Regions from separate parts of the Mus musculus genome. Here region 2 is linked to region 1. A link is a contact called in ENCODE Hi-C data. All regions are on one chromosome and are shown on one strand. Each heading gives the region's core, a stretch centred on a gene start or an enhancer-like site at or near the end of the contact. The rest is flanking DNA. Distances are from core to core; before and after follow the strand shown. Region 1 holds the start of C030034L19Rik (RIKEN cDNA C030034L19 gene). Region 2 overlaps Zfp704 (zinc finger protein 704).

Region 1 (7,138 bases), core at 3,393-5,892:
AATGTCACCTTGGGAAGCTGGCTGAGCTTAGTTGTATTACCATGTCTGTCACTTAGTCATCATGACTGTACCCTGCAAGGGGGAAGAAGCGTCCCCAGGGACCAGGAGGGCATGCCTGGGGAGGGTGTGGCCTGCTCTGGAAGGAAAGATCCATTTCCTCACCCACCTCTGTCAGTGCACAGAGGCAGTCCCCCAGGGGCACACAGAGGCAGTCCCCCAGGGGCATTGTGTCCTGGACAGGAGAGCAGAGCCTGCTAAGGACGTCCTTTTCTCCTCCCTGTCTTTGAATGAGCACCGGGGCAATGCTGTGAGGCTCTGAATGGGAAGTGGAGCTAAAGACAGAGGTGCCTGGGCCTTCCTGTGTATTCAAGGTCCCCATTCACAGGACATAAGGAAGATGGGGTTCAGATTCACCCCATGAAGCTCTGGGTAGAACATCCTGCTCTTCCTAGGGAGAAAAACCAAGTCTCCTGTAACCCCAAACTGAGCTGGCCGGAAAGCATATTTTAAAGCTTGGAAAACTTGGGGGCTCACCAGTTACATCACACCAAGTGATGAATGACTTCTAGGTAGACAGGCAAAGCGGCCCAAGTGAGTCTCAAAGCAGCGGCCTGTATGTCTAGACTCGCAGCCTCCCTTGCTGTGACCCTCCAATTCAGCTCCTCAGGGTGTGACCCCAACCATAAAGTCTTTTGGATGCTATTTCACAACTCTAGTTCTGATAGTGACAAATCATGATGTAAATATAGGATATACAGGATGTCTGATTTGTGACCCCAAAGAGATCTTGGCCCAAGGTTGGGAACTGTCTAGAGCCAAGCTCTGGAATCCAGGCCTCAGGCTTCTGTCCTGCTAAGATGCCCTTATGTTGTAAGCTGTTTCAAAGCAGTTAAGTAGGAAATTATTTAAGCTTTTTAAAAAGCATTTATTTTGTGTGAGGTGGGGTGGGGCAGGGCGTGTGCACATGTGAAGGTCAGAGGACAACAGTGCTTCCCTCCATCCACCACGCAAGCCCTGGGCATCAGACTCAGGCCACCGGGCTCCTTTATCTGACAATCCATCTCATGGGCCAGGGAAATGATTTTAAATTGAATGTGCCTGTCCAAATACTTGCAGGAGTAACTTCTATGAAATTTGAAAAAAATATATGGTAATGTTTGTGAAGTTAACTTGTTTGCCTTGAAAGTGCTTCATGTACAAGTTCCAGTGAGACAGTTATTTAAAATATTAAAGGAAGAGTAAAATGTCACAGTTTTATGTAAAAAGTAACCAGAAAGCACTGGATGCTGAATCTTTGATCTGAAAACTTATATGTAGGTTTATTTACTTCCAAAACACAAGACTTAATCTTTCAGCCTTAGTCTGACAACTCCAACCCCACCCCTGGCCCCCCAAGATAGGGTTTTTCTGTGTTCCCCTGACTGTCTGGACACTTGCTCTGTAGGCCAGGCTGGCCTCAAACTCAGAGCTCTGCCTGCCTCTGCCTCCAGGGTGCTGGGATAAAAGGTGCCCCCCACCCCCCCACCCCCGGCTGGTATTTTTGTTTTATGTGTATACACAGGCTTCATATGTAGATGCCAGTGAGGGCTTAAAAAAGGTATAGAATTCCCTAGTTTGGGAATTGTGAGCTGTGCAAAGTGGGCACCAAGGCCCTCTGGAAGAGCAGAATGTCCTTAACCTCCAAGTTGTCTGTCAGTCCCCAACTCGTGTTTTAAAAAAATCTATATCAGGCCTGGGGATATACCTCATCCGATAAAGTGCTTGCTTAGCATCTGTGAAGCCCTAGGTCATAGAAAGGCGGTGGTGCATCTCTGTAATGTCAGCATTTTGGAGGTGAAGGGCAGGTGGTCAGGAGTTCAAGGTTGTCCTTAACTCTGCAGAGAGACCAGCCTGAGATAACTGAACCCTGACTTAAAAAAAAAAAAAAAAAGAAAAGAAAAAGAAAAAGAAAATTAGCAGAAAATAAAATTGAGTGGTCCACCAGAGGGCAGTATTTGACAAAGGTTTGATAACAAACATCACTCATAGAAATTATATATGCTTCATTTATTGTATCAACAATGTGGTTAGTAGAAAGAGTTTCCTTCCATCCATACAGTTTCAGAGAGGGAACCTGAGCATGCCTTGTTCCTACAGGGCATAAATAGTTCTTTATGCAGTGCATCTTGAGATTTTTTAAAAAAATGTTTGTTTTATAGCTTTTAAGATATAAGAAGAAGCAAAGGAACTCAGAGTTGTTACATGGCACTTTATAGCCTGGATAGAGCCCATTGGCTCACCAAAAAAAAGCTCAGTTGTTCTAATTCAATCTCCAAAGCGCTGTTTGCCCTTCCTGGGAAACATCCCAATTTGGCTGCATTCCATATGCTAGAAAAAGACCAGAGCCAGAGCCAACTGTAGGCTTGAGGGAGGCAGAGAGGGGTTTCAGTTCTCCAGGGGCCAGGAGAATCACTGTCACACCCGTGGGGCAGTCCTGGCTGGAGGGGGCTGGGCATCGGCCCAGATCCTCAATAAGTCAACGGTAACTTCTTTTATCCTCAGGCCAGGTAGCTGCTTCCTGGTGGTGGGGTTTAACTTTTCTCTCCTGTGTTTACAATTAGGAAAAGAAGCAGCACACGCTTGTGGTAAGCAAACACTACAAGTTGGCACGTGATGTCATGTGATAAACACACTTGGGGCTGCCTCCAGGTGAAGACAGAGCCAAGACTTCCTGTTTGCTCTTCAGAACTCAGGCAGAAGCCTGACCTATAGCCATGTCTATCCTTGGTATATATATTCACATACATGGACATTGTGCATACTTTGGTGTGTCTGTGTGTCTTTGTGTGTGTGTACATACATGTGCAATATCGCATCCTGGGAATCTTTCTGTCTCATTGCTTAGCTTTTTCCATTTAATTTTCTCAGAGAAACATGGCTTCATTCCAGGGACCCTAACCGGGGTTTCTATGGGTGTCAGGCTGCTCTGACACAAAACAGAGAAGGAAAGGGGAGCTATTATGTTGTAAAATATTGATTTGGATGTTTATTGGCTTGTTTATTTGTTTATTTTGCTGCAGAGAAATGAGAACTGGAAAGAGCATACTGGATATCAGCTAATGTTTTCTGAGCTTCAAATGCTCTCACGGTTTTGGTCTGTAAGTTGTCCCCGGTGATGTTTAAGTCTTGTTTGTTTTGTTTTGAGACAGGTAAGACAGGGTTTCTCCAGGTACTCCTGGCTGTCTTAGAACTCATCGTGTAGACAGGCTGGCATCTAGCTCTGCTCCACCTGCCTCTTCCTGGGATTAAAGGTATGCACCACTGCCTGGCCTGATGGGTAATCTTGACTGGACTAAAAGATGCCCCAGTAAAGCCTGCTTCTGGCTGTGTCTGCCACAGGGCCTGCTACACGGGACAATACATAAGTGAAGGCAGTGTCACCCTACAGGCTGCAGTCAGATAATCTGACCCTCCTCGTCTACCCCATCCTGCTGCCTTACCACAGGCCAGGAGGCAGTGGGGCCCAGGCTGAACCCTCTGAAATCATGCTACAAAGGAAATCTCTTGGGCTCTAAGTAGCTTTTCTCAGTCATTTGTCACAGCAGTGGGTGTCTAACTAAACGGCCCCGCTCCTTTCACTGTCCTTCTGGACCCTTGGACCGGTCAGTTCTTTATGATCTCATTACAAATGCCCGACATCTCAGGGAAGACAGGAGAGCAAGGCCTCCTCAGAGCACAGAGGGGTTGACACGGGTCCAGAACTTTTATACTGCAAGTCTCTGGTGGCTCCCCGCCATTTAAAAGCATGTGTAGTGTTTGGCTCTGAGTTATCTGGCTGTGACATCTGTCACCTCACTGATCGCAGGGTTGATTTGACTGATCTGGCTGGCTAGGCAGGGGTCTAGCCCTTCCCTTGCTGCTCCATGTTCACCTCTTCTGAAGCTGTGTGCTTGATAGCCTTCCCCAGCATAAGTCTGCTCTTCAAGGGTATACGAATAGCTGTGCTTGGCCCTCTCTGCTGGCTAGTTATTGTTGACTAACCCTCTCCACCAGAGTATCATGTCTGTGAAACATATTATCATTTCTATTGATATGGGAGGGCCTAGCGCACTGTGGGTGGTGCCATCCCTAGGCAGGAGGACCTGAGCTGTAAGAACTTTAGCAGAACAAGCCCAGGAGAGCAAGTCAGTAATGAGTACTCCTTTGTGGGTTTTGCTTCCGTCCTGCCTCCAGGCAGCCACCTTGAGTCCCTCTTGATGGAATATAAAACTGTAAGCTGAAACACTCGCCCCATCCACATGGGTTTAGTCAGGGTTTTATACCATCAGCGGAAAATCAAATAGAATAATCTCCAAACAAGTGCCCAACTGTGGATCAGTATAGTTGAAATTGCACATAGAAATCCTATGGAAAAATTGTATTTTTTACATTAAACTCTTTGGTTTAGCTTTTATAGCCTTGATTTGAGAAATCCTTTTGGTTTCCCAAAGATTCATGCATTTTATCACTTAGAACGTTTTGGAGCCTGGACTTGATTCAGTCAAACTCTCTTTGAGTCTTTGGCTGGTTTCCACAGTGGGCTATTACCATTTCCTGCTGCAGGAAGGCAGTGCCTTATGCTGGAACTAGATCACAGAAAACCTGCAATAGCCACTTCCTCCAGGCACTCGTGTGTCAGCAAAAGCTGAGTCCCCAGCAACCGCCTCCGAGCCTTCCCCTTTGTTTCCCTCAGTGATGCTAGGGTCTTGAAACTCAGCCCAGTACAATCATTGGTGTTTGAGCTGGCAACTGGGGGTCTAATTGCCAACTAAGATGGATATCTCTGGCTCTGGAGAAACAGCTGGGATAGGACATTGTTGCTTCTCTGCGGCAGGCAGCTCATGGTAAGTAGGCACTGTGGGCATGGGGCAGCTCGAGGTTCAGCAGGATCCTCAACGGCACCACGGCATTAAACAGAGGGACCCATCAGTTAATTCTAGGGGTTAATATGTAATTTCTCAGAAGTGAGATCCAAAGGTGGTTTTGCTCTGTTTTGCCTTTTAAGTTCCAGGCCTGTGGTTGGTTAGATACCATCATTAGAAGGATGCTCCGGGGCTGAACAAACAATGATGAGCAATTATCTGGGTCTGCAAAGCAGATGTGTTTAGGAGAGATTGGAGGCAAACTGTGTATAAACTCTGACAGTTATCCAATTGTCATGCTCTGGAGCTGGGGATAGAAGCTGTGCAAAAACTTGTGAGAATGACCATGATAACAAGGCAGGCAACATATGGTGGCTGGGCAGTGAGAAAGGAACTGGCTACCATGAAGTCTCATGGGTACTGACTTTAAGATGTACCAGGGATATGTCAGGAAAGGGGGAACAAAATGTGTTTCCTTCTTAAAGAAAACAAATGAAAGGACCTTGGCTTAGTATACTAGCCTGTTTGCCTGGAAACCTGATAGAAATAGATGTGAGCTGTGTTGCCAGGCAACAGGGCTTATAGAGAGAATGACCTATGACTGACTGGCCAGCCTCATAGGAACTGAGGGAGGCCATGAAGAAACATAACTGATATGATAACCCCGAGCTTTCTCAGTGCAGTGACTTGCCACTGGGCACTTCCCTGGATGAGGCCAGGGAGTTCTGGCTGTGGGATCCTAGTGGCAGGAGGAGTCTGATGCTACAGTCCTCACCCTTGACCTTTGACTTAGCTCTGAAAACGAGTCCTTGGTCTCTGGGACTCTTTCTGCTATTTCCTCTACATTGTCCAGGGGAGCTATCACTGGGCAAGGTGTCTTGGATTCTGAAAGATCTTTCTAGCTGAGACTAAGCCTGTTAAGAGTATATATGGTAAGAAGAAAAATACTGGGATTATTTCTCTATTGTAGGCAAGAGATCAAACAAACAAACCAACAAAAATGTGAAGATTTCTTTGTCCTTGTTAAAGACAGCAATATCCTGGTGTGATGTGATGACCCCACCAATAAGCCAACATATGCCCTTAGCATCCAGGACAGCCAGTGTCTGATGGTGTGTTATGCTTAGTCAAGAACTATTGGGAAGCTGATATCAATACTCAGTTACCTTATTTCAAGCCTCGTGTGAGTTATCCGGGCAGATACACATCAGTCTAACCCTTCCCTCAAGCAATCTGCATCTGCTTTGACGGAGACCCCTTAGGACTTTGTCATTTTGTAAGGGAGGGGAATGGTGAATGGATAGTTACTCTTAGAGTAGCAGAAGTAAGCCTTCTGTTGGGGGCCACTTTAGATAAAGTGTCCATTTGTTTTTCCACAAGCTCATGCCCGAATGCTCCAATCAGCTCATCTTCTGCCTACTCTGTAATTATCATCATCGCCATCACTTCCATTATCATCGTGGTCAATATTATCATAGTTTACAGTATTTTCTGGGAACTGTCATAAACACTTTATTTAGATAATCTTACTAAATTACCAAAATTGCCCCCATTCTGCAGATGCAAATGCCGAGTTTGGACCAATAGGATTCAAACCTTGGTGGCTGCCTCCAGCATGCACTCTTTGCACTGCTCTGCTTCCTCCTGCCACTCTGGTGACATTTGCGTGGAGGTGAGGTGCCCTGTGGGTTTTATATGCCTGAGCCATAAAAAGTTAATGAACTGAGTCCTGTATCTGCCTGGACATAAGATGAATTCTTCAAATGTTTTATATACACTGTGGATTTAGGTCAGATGTTGTACAAATATATGTCTCACTTGGAAATGGGCTATATAGAAGTTACAAAATGTTCTTTCCTGCACAGGACTTTAAAGATGCACATTAATAAACAGACTACTAGATCCAAGTTTAGAAATTAATATCTAACATATTCCTGTTAAGACTCTGCAAATGGGACTTCTTTTAACTTCAGTGAATGTGTGCAAGCTTAATTTTATTTCATTCTTTTGGAAAAATCTTAGAAATTTTATTTTGAACTTTACGTCTTAAAAGAGAATGTTCTGCAGATTTTTAAAAACACTGAATTTTATGAAGCACAGGAAAGCAGAAAGCTATTTAAGCCGTCCAGTTTTGCTTGGAATTGTCCCAAGATTCCAAGGAAGCTTATTTCTGGTCTTGGGGCTGTCCTGGTCCTCTGCAGCTGACACTGTCGTCTGACTTGCTCCCAGGGCACCACCCATTGCTCATCTGTTTTGGC
Region 2 (7,138 bases), core at 2,196-4,695, 39 kb after region 1:
GGACAGGAACGGGGCGGCCTTCTGGGGAGAGTTGCAAAGAATAAGGGGGAACAGAAGACAAAAAGCCCAGCATGGAGTAGGACTTCCCGTAGGGCTGGGGACTTCTCTGGCCACTGTGATTACACTGTTTCTAAATCCCATTCATGGAAATGTTTCCTTGGCCATGGTGTAAGCGTAAGGGGTAGACACAAGAGGTGGGGACTGTGGAGGGGGACCTGGGGCAGCCCTGCTCACCAAGCACGAGGAGGACATTTGGAACCTATATGGAGCTTGATGTGATAGCGCGTGCATGCAATTGCCTGTAATCCCAGTGTTTATAGAGCAAGGTGAGAGATGCTGACAGAGATCCCTGCAAGCTCTTGGACCAGCTTGACTGCAGTGGGTGAGTGAGACACCCCACCAAGACAAACCCCACATATGCACCATATGCATCTTCTGTCTCCACCCCCTAGTACCCTGCCTACTACAAAACAAGCAAACACACAAACAACAACAAATATACACAAAACACATAACATCAGAGAACAACAGTGCTCTTCCAAATTTTCAGTGTCTTTCCAGTGTTCAGAATTCTGGCTGAGGCTTCCTAGGAGACTCTCCTAGATGTAGACTAAAACTAACTAACTGTTCCTATCATAGAGAAGTTAATCGAGGACAGTGAGTACAGCTCTCCAGCCTACACACTACAAGTGCCCTTAACTAGTTACTGGTTAGGAAACCACGGGAAGGGAGGGAAGCGCGCTCATGGCCTGGGAAGACATTTTACAGTGGGTCATATTTCCTTCCCTTTTGCTAGTTCTCCATTTCTTAGGAAATAAATCCCTTTGAGGTGAAGTAGCATCAAGCGGTCATACCTTAGGGTGACTGTCCCTCTGGGCGGGGAGGACAGGGCTGTGTGGGCGTGCTGTCTCTGCTCTCCTGAGCCTGCTGTGGGATGATGTGGAGGAGACACCTGGGAAACAAGGACAGGCAGGTTGACGGACAGATCCTCCCCCTTCCCTTGCGTGTTTCCCAAAGCAGAAAGGTTTTGTTCTCAACTGCAGAGTAAAATGAACGTCAGGGTTAAACTGCCAAGGTTAGGAACTCTGGGATTGCAGCTGGTACGAGACAGCTATGCTGACCTGATAACTGCTCTTTAACTCACCTCAGAGCCCAGAGAGTGGGGGAGTGCTGCCAACATTTCTCTCATTGTCATTATCTTCCAAACTCCCACAGAAAAGCCCATTATCTCTAAGCAAACAACGGCCTTTCCAGCTCCAAGTTCCAAACACTTCCACAGTCATACTCTGAAAACCAATATGGCCAGGTCTACTCCAGCCACAGCCCACTGTCTTGTGCCACCTCTGTGTGGGCTCAGGGACAGAACTCAGTCTTATCAACTGTTTACCCATGGAGCCATCTCACTGGCCTGCTCTCTACATTCTAGTTTTTGTCTTGTATCTCAAACGTGTCCAAAAGTCTACCTTGAAGTCAACTTTACTAAATATAAAGTACACTTTGTATCACTACGGATAGTACCATATGCTATTATTTATAAATAAATACAATTATTATGCTATGTGCCCACACCATGCTTACTCAGTACGTATGACTTCCAGTGAGTTTAAAGGACTCTAACTTGTAGTTTTTCCATCATGGCTAATCTGTTCAGATAGTGAGTCACATGAGGTATCTGGAACACATGTTTTTACATAGGAAGATTTGACTTTGTCGTTTCCCACTCTGACAGCAGGAACAGTGGGCATCCTGCAACACGAGCTGACTGCCAGCTGCTGTGCTGAGCAGTACAACTCTACAGGGCTGTTTTGGAATGGAAGCAATTGCTTAAGAAAGGTCGTATGAGTGCCTCGAGGTCAGAGTTGATGGGTGCTATAGCACAGGATTCGGATTTGCAATGCACTTCTATATATGTTCTAGAGAATGTTCCTTGTGATCTCCTGTCATATGGACTAGGAACGATTTTTGACTGAAGGAATCTTTCAGTAGCATTTTAGACCCTGCTTCTAGGCAATGAAAAAATAAAACCCCAGCATCTTCAGAGTTATTGTTCTTGTGGTCAAGACAGAGTATATGACAGCATGGCTCACAGGAGATGTTTATCCTGGTTCACAGTTCAAGGAAATGTTCTCTACTATGGTGGGAGAGGGTATGGTAGGAGCTGGGGTACAGCCTGATCAACTTTTGAGTTTGCAAAGCAGCTCAGGCTGGAAGCAGACATGAACTCTGAGACACAACCACAGCAACCCACTTCCTCCAGCTAGACCCCACCTCCTATTTTTTTTTCCTATGTGGTGGAGGTGGGTCTTGAACTCTTGATCTTTCTGTCTTTTCCTCTCAAGTGCTGGGACTAGAGGCAAATACCACCAGGCCTGGCCTCCCTGCTTCCCCTAAAACGTTATGTGGAAAATTTAAATCCTGAGCCTGGCTATATTAAAAAATAAGCCCTTCAAGGAATTAAAGTTAGATGAGGTTATAAGAGTAGGGCCCTGCAACAATAGGATTAGTGTTATAAGAAGAGATACCAGACAGTGCACTTGAGTGCACACACTTCAACCAGAGACTGTAGAGGGCCGGTATGCATGCTTACCTCTCTCAGCCCCCACTTCCATCTCTTACTATTGACCGTACACACCAGAAAAAGCCAGGTGAAGGCACAGCTCTAAAGGCGGACAACTACAAACCAGGAGAGAGCCCTCACCACATGTAAAACAGCCGACACCTCGATTCTGGGCTTGTAGCTTCCAGGAAATACACTACTGCCACTCACACCGCTCAGTCTATGCTGCTGTAGTAACTCTCCTGCTCACTCCTAGGCCTCAGGCTAGAGAAGCACGTGTGCGCGGCAGGGCAGTGGTGTCTACAGACGCAAGTCTGCACGGCTACACGTTGGGAAGGGCTTTGATGCTGGGGTTCACTAAAGCAAGTACTCAAGAAATCTCGCACAGAAGTGAATAAAGCAAAAGTCAGGAGACCCGGGACAGCTCAGAAGGGGCTTCCCATAGGAAGTCCCCCAAGGCTTCTCTTCAGCACTAGATCTCAGGGGTGGACCTAGGAGAGCAACCTCAGGGCATTCGTTTGGGAATACAAAGACAGAAGAGATTTTCAAGCCGATCCTGAAGCCTCGATGCAGTTAGGAAAGTGAGCCCACCAGCAAGGGCACAGGACGGGAGGCACCCAACCTTGTGTTCTTTGAAAGCACTGCCAGGCGTTCAGGAGTATAAGGAATAATTTTAGAGCTACATTCCAGTCTTTCTAGAGTCAAACTAAGCATTTAAAAATATACCCACAACCTTAAAATAGGAGCAGCAAGCTTGACTGCTGAAGTGTTTATCTCGAGTCTTGGCCGAAGCAGATTACAAACCAGAGACTCTAAGAATAAATTAGACATGGGAGGCAGAGGCTGGGGGAAGGCTCAGTTGTTATAGCTCCCGCTGCGTACTGATGAGGCCCTGAGTGTGGAACACAGTACCATGCAGAATGGACAAGCTACACGCAGTGCATCTGTAACTCTGGAGTCGCCGTGGGAGCCCGGCCAATCCCAGGGCCCTCACTAGCCAGCCAGTCGGTTTACCTAACGTGTGCTCTGGGTTCAGAGACCCTGCCACAATACGGGGCAGCAGCTGAGGAAGGCAATCTGTGTCAACTTCCGGTCTACACACACATACCCATAAAAGTACCACCCATCACAAAACAAAATGAAAAGAATAAATGAGAAACAGCCACAGAAGGTAGACTTTCCAGTTGACCCAGATACTACATCTATCTTCTGTGCAATCTCCCTGCTAGGATGCCCCTGGAAACTAAAGCAGAAATGAAAAAGGGGGGGGGGTTGCATCGAGACTGAGGCTATCAACAGCTATAAAGTCCATGGAAGAGTTCTAAAATTTCATTGTTGGAAAACAAACAACACAAGGAATCCTGGCTGGCATGCTAAAGACACTTTTAGGAACTGGGAAAAGAGACAGCCGGTACAAACCAGAACCATGTCTCTAGAATGGTCTAATTAAAAAGAGCAGAGTAGAGCTGGGTGGTGGCACACGCCTTTAATCCCAGCACGTGGGAGGCAGAGGCAGGCAGATCTGTGAGTTCGATGCCAGCCTGGTCTACAGAGTTCCAGGACAGCCAGGGCTACACAGAGAAACCCTGTCTCGGGGCTGGAGAGATGGCTCAGTGGTTAAGAGCACTGATTGCTCTTCTGAAGGTCCCAGCAACCACATGGTGGCTCACAACCATCTTTAATAAGATCTGTCACCCTCTTCTGGTGTCTAGAGACAGCTACAGTGTGCTTACATATAATAATAAATAAATCTTAAAAAAAAAAAAAAAACCCTGTCTCAAAACCCAGGCCTCTCAAAACAAAATACAACAAACAACAACAACTCCCCCTTCTCCCAAACCCCAGCACAGCATAAGCCAGGCACGGTGGATCTGGAGACAGGATAGCACACTCAGGGTATGCCTGGGCTGTAGAGTGAGTTTAAGTGGGAGAGGGAGAGGGAGAGAGGGAGAGAGGGAGAGAGGTAAAGGGAGAGGGAGAGGGAGAGGGAGAGAGGGAGAGGGAGAGAGAGAGGGAGAGAGAGAGAGGAAGAGGGAGAGAGGGAGGGGGAGAGAGGGAGAGGGAGAGGGGGAGGAGGAGGGGGAAGGAGAGAGATATGCAGGTGCCTAGCCAGAGGCCTTGCATTCAGTTGTGAACACCAAGTGGAGCGTGGTGGCCAGGACAAGCTCTTCTCACACTGATGAGCCAGCCGTGTGGCCTATGTGTTTGGAATGCTGTGAGGAGCTGAGAAACTGCTGCACTCTCAGCCTGTAGCTGAAATTGGAACTATAGCTTTCACTTTAGGTGTGATGGTGGCTAATCTTCATTGTGAACTTGACAAGATTTAGCATACACACCTCTGGGAGTTTCTGGGATAGCTTTCCCAGGAGGAAGGAAAGATCTATGCTGAGTATGGGTGGCACCATTCTGTGGCCTGGGCCTGGTTGGAAAAAAAAAAAAAAAAAGATGGAGCCAAGTGGAGCACCAACTGGAGCACCACCATTCACCTTTCTGCTCCAGGCCATGGATACACCTACTGCCATGCCTTCCCCACCATGGCGGGCCAGTAGCCCTAATAAGCCCTCTTCCTTCAGTTCCTACTGTCAGGCACTGACAGCCATGGGGAGAGTGAATACACCAGGCCATCACAGAAGGCATCTTAGCCTCTTCCTCTGCTGCTGTGATAACATACTCTGGTTCAAGGGTACAATCCACGCCGGGAAGCCAGTGCAGCAGGAACCTGGAGCACGGGACACGATGTGTCCACATTCAGGACACAGGAATGATGAACGCAGGCTCCTCTTTTCTCCAGTTCCTGTTCTCCATCTGTATTGTCTAGAGTTAATGCCAACCATGGTGGCTCCATCGTTCCATTTCTATTAACACAAGATAATTAGATAATTTCCCAGAGGCATGTCCAGAGGCCTGTCTCCCAGGTAATTTTAGATTTTTGTCAAATTGACAACACTAACCGTCACAGACAGGTAGTGTCAAATGGCAAATCACTCTAGGCTTTTGTCCACCAAGGAAAACGTCTCCCAGAGGAAATGCTTCACAGTTATCTGGTGGCCACATGGGCAGAGCAATGTTTGTGCCACAAGTAAAACTAACAAAAAAATGTAGAAGGTCACCATTTGAGCATTAACAGGGGCCACCACTGTTCAGTGGCTTTTAAAGTTATTCCTTATTTATGACAGTGCTTAAAAACCACAACCCCAGAGTATGTTCTGGAAAGCCTTCCTCGCCTAGCCCTGTCAGCAGGGGGCTGCTCACTGACTCCTTTTATGGAGTTTGGTAGACACGCATGGGCAGAGCAGACAGAGTTTATCCAGTTACTCAGAACCTCCGAGGGAGGCTTCTAGACTCGCTGGGAACCTCCGGAACTGGCCAGGGACAAGCTACCATCTGCTCTTGGGAGCCTAGTTCTGACCCTTCTCAGGAGTCACACCCTGTGAGCATGGCTGTTGTGCAGGGAGGTCTCTTGGTACTCTGTGAGAAGCTATGTAAGGCCCAGTAAGTTTTAAAATGAACTGTTAGGAACCACATTAATTCAAGGTGATTTATCAGAATCACTTAATATATTGAGTTAATTTTTATTTCCTACATAAACCACTGCTGCATATTTTAGCATTCATTTACTTTCAAATTATCCATCAAAGATGGGTTGCTTGGGCTTTGAAAAAAACTGTGATTTCAATTTATTTAATTTTTGGATTTTCAAGTAGCATATCTTTAAGACATTATATCAAACTAACAAAGTTTATGAGCATTTTATAATGATAAACACCAGCTTTTCTGTAAGAAGAGTGAATCAAGCTACGAATTCAATCATCTTTTGGGCACATAACTATAACACCAACACAAACTACATTTCCAACACCAACACAAACTACATTTCCAACACCAACAGCTGACAGCTTCTTCTATCAGTCAGAACATCTTCCCTAGCTGCAGCCACCTAACTCACCAGCGGCCTTTGCAGGTAAATGTGAGTCGCTTAGGAAATATACATGTGGGACTGGAGAGCTAGCTGAGCCAGGAAGGCCTGCTCTTCCAGACTTCCAGCACCCACACGGCGGGCGGCTCACAACTATCCGTAACTCCAGTTCCAGGCGATCTAATATCCTCCTCTGGTTTCCATGGGCAGTTTATGCATGTGGCGCACAGAAATACAAGCAAGCAAAATACTTATACACATAAAATTTTTAAAAATCTTAAAAAAAAAAGATAGAAGCAAACGCCTTTGGAATGTGAGTATGATGGTAAACACCTGTACTGTCAGCATTTGGGCAGTGGAGGGTCAGCAGTTCAAAGGTCATCCTAGACTATATAGAGTTCAAGGCTAGCCTTGAGATACAACCTCAAGAAAGAGAAGAATCAAAATGTAGTAGCGCTTTTGGGCATGGACTCCCATCTTTTTCATGGCTGTTTCAAAGTTTGTTCTCTAAGTGTACATTTGCCTTGGCTCACCTTGCTATGCTCTGCGTACTTACCGGAACGCCAGTGAAAGTGACTGGGGGAGACTGCCAGGAAATGCTGAAGCTGCTGCCATTGGGGGTGAACTTAGCGGATCCAGGAATCGTCACCGGGGGTGTGGCCTGA

The links. A loop is a pair of places that touch in the nucleus more often than their neighbours do.
Region 2: a loop to region 1 is called in a map of heart, with 2.8 times the contacts of the local background. The contact joins the enhancer-like site here to the promoter of C030034L19Rik in region 1. A Hi-C loop is called at or near these places in 4 of 37 maps with a recorded cell type or tissue (all heart).

The regions. Positions count from the first base shown.
Region 1 is chr3:9,398,378-9,405,515 of GRCm38, forward strand. C030034L19Rik (RIKEN cDNA C030034L19 gene) reads left to right here and starts at 4,643. Exons shown (of 4, transcript NR_160691.1): 1 at 4,643-4,862; 2 at 6,441-6,552.
Region 2 is chr3:9,438,931-9,446,068 of GRCm38, forward strand. It overlaps Zfp704 (zinc finger protein 704), which reads right to left. Exons shown (of 9, transcript NM_133218.2): 7 at 7,030-7,134; 8 at 855-952. Among named protein-coding and RNA genes, the nearest start is that of C030034L19Rik, 39 kb to the left of the region's middle. Within about 2 kb of position 3,446, at least 1 of the 3 ENCODE cell types and tissues checked has a DNase peak (open chromatin) inside an H3K27ac peak, as active enhancers do; it is heart, where a contact is called at or near this core.